Linked DNA regions of Mus musculus: region 2 is linked to region 1. A link is a contact called in ENCODE Hi-C or POLR2A ChIA-PET data. All regions are on one chromosome and are shown on one strand. Each heading gives the region's core, a stretch centred on a gene start or an enhancer-like site at or near the end of the contact. The rest is flanking DNA. Distances are from core to core; before and after follow the strand shown.

Region 1 (2,805 bases), core at 187-2,686:
TCCTATAGGATTTTCTAGATCCACCTGTTACTCAGAGGACCCCATTCTTCTTCGCTTCATCCATTTACTCAGAGGGCCAGGAGTCAAGACTCCCAGATATCTGCTGAGAACAACTTCATATCCCCGGGATCCACCAGAAAACCTTGTCAAAAAGGCTTGAAGGACATTTGTGTGTGTGTGTGTGTGTGTGTGTGTGTGTGTGTGTGTGTGTGTGTGTGTGTGTGTGTGTGTATTTGCAGCCTCATCTTTTCAGAGAGAGATGGCCAAAGGTTTCAGATAGGTTCCTAGGCATATGTGAGAAGTGACTGTCACCATGGGTGTGGGGTGTGTTTCAGGCTCCACAGCCCTGCCCTCTCCCGGTTTTCTGTCAGGGATTTCCTTGGACCATGTCTCCTGAGTCTGGGCTTTCCCAATAGGGTAGGGACTGGAGCTGTGTTACACCCCAGAAGCTTGGGAATTTCTCCACACCAACCTTCCCTCTTTCCCCTTCATTCCCTTCTCCTTCAGAGCTAGAATTTTAAGGCATTGACGTTCTGCAAATGTCAAGAAGCTTAATTCACCAGAAAAGTTAATCCTCTCACGCCCTGTGAAGTCTTTTGCTCCCAGCAGCCTTTGCCAGAAGACAGCAAGGACCACTCAGACCCCATTTCCCCAGTGCGAGGCCAGAGGATTGAGCCCAGGATAGCGGTGAATCAAAGCGCTTCTGCTGGCTCCCACATACTACCCGCCCGCTGTCTTGCTGTCTTGCTTGCTTGCTTCTCCAGCCTTGATTCCCCCCCCCCCCCCCCTGCAAAGCATATTTGGGACTCATCAGCAAGCTTTCCCCTCAAGCCTGCCTCACGTCTTGTCACCAACCCTTGTTGTTTCTAAATGTGCCTCTGCCCCATCTCTATTCCTCCCTGCCCCTTCTGTCCTAGCTGGTGTCCCCTCCTCTCCTCTTCCTCTTCAGGCAAAGCCGACTGCAGATCTTATCACCAAGAACTGTAAGATAAAGTTTCCCAGGCAGTTTGGCTTGGGAGGTGAAACCTTCCCATTTTCCACACCCATCCCGGAGGAGGGAGGACTCCAACTCGACTCACCCGCCAATGTGAAATTATCCTGGCCATCGGAGATGTTGCTGGCATTGGGGCCAGTGGACAGCAACGAGGCTTGCAGATCCATGCAGCCGGTGCAGGTCGCCTGCTCCCTGGAGTGGAGCGCCCGTCCACCCACGCAGGCTGCGGCAGCCTCCAGCGCCCTCCACCGCCTTGTCCGGAGCTTGAGCCCCGCAGTCCAGAAAAGGGTCTTCCTCTACCGCCTGGCAGCCTCTGCTGCCTCTGAGCCCAACTGCTCGCCCCACTCCCTCCTTCCCAGCTCCCACTGACATCACCTAGACACATTAACATTCGGAGGCAGATGCATGTTAACCTCTTCGGTCCCGGCTGCGGCTCCTACTCCTGACTGCCTGCAGAGCCAGCAGCTAGGCTCAAGCCATCCCATGCGGAGGAGCCTGCCTTTGCGCTGTCTCCCAGGGCTGAATTCTGAGCTCACAGGGGCTACCGCTTATCTTGCATGGCCATCCAGGTCTTTGCAAAAGCAAAGGGGGTGGGTGGGGGAGCAATGCTTGCTTTAAAGAAGCTGGACCACGTGGCAAAAGCCAGGGGTACTGTTCTCAATGCTGGGGACTCAAGCCTGGACTGACACATCCTTGGTTCCCAAGCACTCTGGAGGTCACCCTAAACCTTTCCTGTGTCCTGGTAACTTCCAAACATCTCCTTGGCTAGATGACAATTGCTAGTTGTGCAAAGGAGGTTCCAGGCTTTCTGTGGTGCCAATAGTCAGGGGCTGGTGTGCAGACAGAACAAACTTCCCTCTGCACAGATCAGTGGAGGCCAGCCACAGAGGGTTTTATTTTCTAGTGTTCTGAGGTTTTGTCTGGGATTCTGTGAAACAATTATCAGAGCATAAGAGAATAAATAAGTCCACTCAGAGATTAGAATGGACAGTAGCCTCAGAGGGCACAGGCATTAGAGAACTCTCTGCAGACTCCTGCTGACAGCTCCGGGAGATTCACAATCAAATGCTACACCACCAGGGCCAGATGCAGAGCCTAAGTCCTTGGCTAACATGGTTGCCTGTTAACCCTTATCAACGAGCACAGAAGCACAGAGAGACATCCTTATAGCTACCCCGAGTTCCAGCCATACTCTTCCTTACTGATGTTGGATATGAACATGCCTGGTTTTTCAGGCCGAGTTGTTGATTGTCCCTAGTATACCTCTTCTTCTAGGCCTCTTGATCCACCAGCATGAAGAACTTAAAATAAGGCTGTATGGGGGCTGGGGATGGAGCTCAGTTGGTAGAGTATTTGTCTCACAGGCACGAAACTCAGGGTTTCATCCCCTATACTCATAAACTGGACATGCATGCCAGTAATCCCAGCACTTAGGAGGTGGAGGCAGGAGGATGAGAATTTCAGGGCTTCCCCCCCCCCCACAGAGAGAGAGAGAGAGAGAGAGAGAGAGAGAGAGAGAGAGAGAGAGAGAACCAGATGGTAGTTTGACCATAGGCACAGTGGGATGGTTAGTGTATTTCTGGTGGACTCTGATGCCCCCAACTCCATGATGCCCCCAGACCCAGGTGTCCTTTGTGGTATTAGTGGAGGGAATACTGTGGTGGTTTGAATGAAAATGTCCCGCACAGGCTCATACATGTGAATATTGGGTCCCCAGTTAGTGAGCCTTGTTTGGGAAGAATTGAGAAGTATATTACTAGGTAGGGATGCTTTTGGGGTTTCAAAAACCCATCCCTCCGTTCCCAGTTAGC
Region 2 (2,805 bases), core at 121-2,620, 37 kb before region 1:
TTCGAGACAGGGTTTCTCTGTATAGCCCTGGCTGTCCTGGAACTCACTTTGTAGACCAGGCTGGCTTTGAACTCAGAAATCTGCCTGCCTCTGCCTCCCGAGTGCTGAGATCAAAGGCATGCACCACCACGCCCAGCCTAAAATACATTTTTGAGACAGGATCTCATCTCTGTAGCACCAGCTGACCCGGAACTTACTCTGTAGGCCAGGCTAGATTAGAACTCACAGAGATCTGCCTACCTCTCCTTCCCAAGTGCTGGGATTGCAGGCATGCGATATCTGATTTTTAAAATACATTTTACAGAGAATTATTCAATTAATAGGTACAGGTTTTCTTAAATCACGAGGACCTGGGAAACACACCTCTGGCTGTGCAGGTAGAGACGCCCTAGGACAGGTTAACTGAGGTGGGAAAACCCATCTTAATTGTGGGTGGCACCAGGATCGGGATCCTGGACTCTACAGAAAGGGGAGTGTGAGCTGATTACCAGCAATTGTCTCTCTCTGCTCCTGACTGTGGGTGACATGTAACAGCAGCCTCAAGTTCCTGTCACCATGTCTTCTCTGCTATAATGAACTATTCCCCTTAAACTGTGAGGCAAGGAGGAGGAGTGGGGGGAGGAGGAGGAGGAAAGAAAAAGCCTTAAGCAGCTTTGGTCTCACTCAGCAAAGAAACAAACAACTAATACAGTCAGCTTCATGATACTGTAAGAAATAGCTGAGATTTTCAGCATCTAGAGCAGGGCTGCTGTGGCTCCAGGCTTTGGAGGGTCCAGCCTGGCTGGCTCTGTTGCTTTGTAACTGTGGCATGGCAGCACATCATGGTGGCAGCATAAAACTTGTTTTTTTTTTTTTTTTTTTTTTTTTCACGGCTGGAACAAGGTGGGAGGGTGCAGTCACACTATGACCTTCAAGAGCCACCCAAATGATCTAGGATGTATCCCCACACTCCATACTCCCGACCCCACACCCCACCCATCCGGACCCACCTCTCCCACCTCTTAAAGGTACCCACTCTGAGGAGACAGGCCTTTGACACATAGGTCTTTGGGGGAACAGCTGGAATCCAAACTAAAACAATGGGGGTACAGTGAGAGGATTGGGGAGCACAGGACATCACCCTGGAGAGGGGACTTTGGGGGCTGCTCTGCTGTTCTCAGTCACTCTGCAGCACTCACAAGGATGCGGCTGGGACCCTTTGTTCCTGACTGTTCATGGCATCTCATTGTTTCTTTTTATCTGCTGCCTCCAAGACCTGGAGAGCTAGCCAGGCGTTGCTCTCAGCCTGCTGGCAGTGAGAAGAAAAGATGACTGGCCAGATACAACTCCTGAGAGGCTGGCACAGTCTCCACCGCAGCTCCCGGTGCTACTGGCTGGCTGCCTTTCTGGTCACACCTCATCCAGCCCTGCATTCTCCTCCGTCACTGCTGGAGAGCAGCCGAGGCTGGCTCCCTAGGCTCCCTCCCTCCTCACGATGACTGAAGCCTGGTGTCACTCTCCCTCTGTGGATTTTGTCTTGTGCCTCTCTTGGGGTATTAAGCTGTAAAATGAAGCTCCCTGTAGAAGAATTGCAGAACAGGGCAGGAAGCAGCAAATTTGCTGGGAGGGAGGATAGACTCAGGCTTCCCTGGAGTCCTGGGAGGCACACACGTTTATGATTGACTCATTGCACATGAGTTATTGAGCTAGGGCAGCGGGAGAAAGAGGTGTTTACGTAGAAAAGTGACACATTTTTCGTTCGTGTTCCAAGCACTCAGGAGACCTCCTGCAAGTCAGGATGGGTCTGAATGAGCCTTCAGTGTGCGTGTGCTACATATGGAGAGGTGTGCAGTCTATGTCTTCTGGGATCTGGGGAACATGTATGGGGGGCTGCTATGTTTTTGGTATATGTGACATGTGATTGTGTGGAAAAGGTACATGTGGTGGGGTGTATATGTATGAGGTATGGAGTATGATTGCATTATTTGTGTCTTTGTGATGTGTGTGTAGCATGTGTGATGTGTGTAGGAAGTGTGATGTGTGTGATACATGTTTGTGCTGAGTGTTGTATGTGTGAATGTATCTGTGGGGTGGGATCCTCCACTTGGAGGCTAGAAACAGCTTGGGGGAGTCTGTCATCTTCTGCCATGTTGGTTCTGAAGATCCAACTTGGGTTGTCAGGCTTGGTGGCAAATGCCATCTCCTGATGAACATCTTGCTAGCCCTATGTGATAGTTTGAATAGGCTTGACCTACAAGGAGTGGCACTTTTAGGAGGTGTGGCCTTGTTGGATGAAGTATGTCGCTGTGTAGGTGGGCTTTGAGACCCTCCTCCTAGCTGCTTAGAAGACAGTCTTCTCCTGTTTGCCTTGGGAACAAGAGGTGGAACTCTCAGCTCCTTCTCCAGCACCATGTCTGCCTCGACATTGTCATGCTTCCTGCCATGATGATAATGGACTAGACCTCCGAACCAGCCCCAAAGAAATTTCCTTGGAAGAGTTGCCTTGGTCATGATATCTGTTCACAGCAGTAAAACCTTGACTAAGACACCCTTGTTGGTTTTCTTTGAGACCGGGCCCCTCATACCCCAAGCTGGCTTGGAACAGCTACATAAAGAATTATGAGGGTGACTCTGTCCACTTCACCAGTGCTGGAATTTTAGGTAGGTGCCACCTTGCTCTCTGAGACTGGTTTGTATTACTCACGCACACATCCTGAAGATTCATCCTTCTTGGAGCTTATGCCAAAATTCCACCCTTTCTTAAAGCTGTATAGAACTAAATATACTAGCACACCATATTAATATTCCACCAACATTCCAAAATGC

The links. Hi-C counts contacts between places; a loop is a spot of excess contacts on that map. ChIA-PET counts read pairs that join two places held with the same protein, here RNA polymerase II (POLR2A).
Region 2: a loop to region 1 is called in a map of gastrocnemius, with 2.0 times the contacts of the local background. The contact joins the enhancer-like site here to the promoter of Mchr1 in region 1. A Hi-C loop is called at or near these places in 2 of 37 maps with a recorded cell type or tissue (gastrocnemius and regulatory T cell). POLR2A ChIA-PET finds 5 or more read pairs at or near these places in 1 of 5 experiments (Patski).

Annotation. Positions count from the first base shown.
Region 1 is chr15:81,234,130-81,236,934 of GRCm38, reverse strand. It overlaps Mchr1 (melanin-concentrating hormone receptor 1), which reads right to left and starts at 1,436. Exons shown (of 2, transcript NM_145132.2): 1 at 1,080-1,436. The coding sequence starts at 1,161.
Region 2 is chr15:81,271,328-81,274,132 of GRCm38, reverse strand. No RefSeq gene overlaps it. Among named protein-coding and RNA genes, the nearest start is that of Gm52179, 12 kb to the right of the region's middle. Within about 2 kb of position 1,370, at least 1 of the 3 ENCODE cell types and tissues checked has a DNase peak (open chromatin) inside an H3K27ac peak, as active enhancers do; it is gastrocnemius, where a contact is called at or near this core.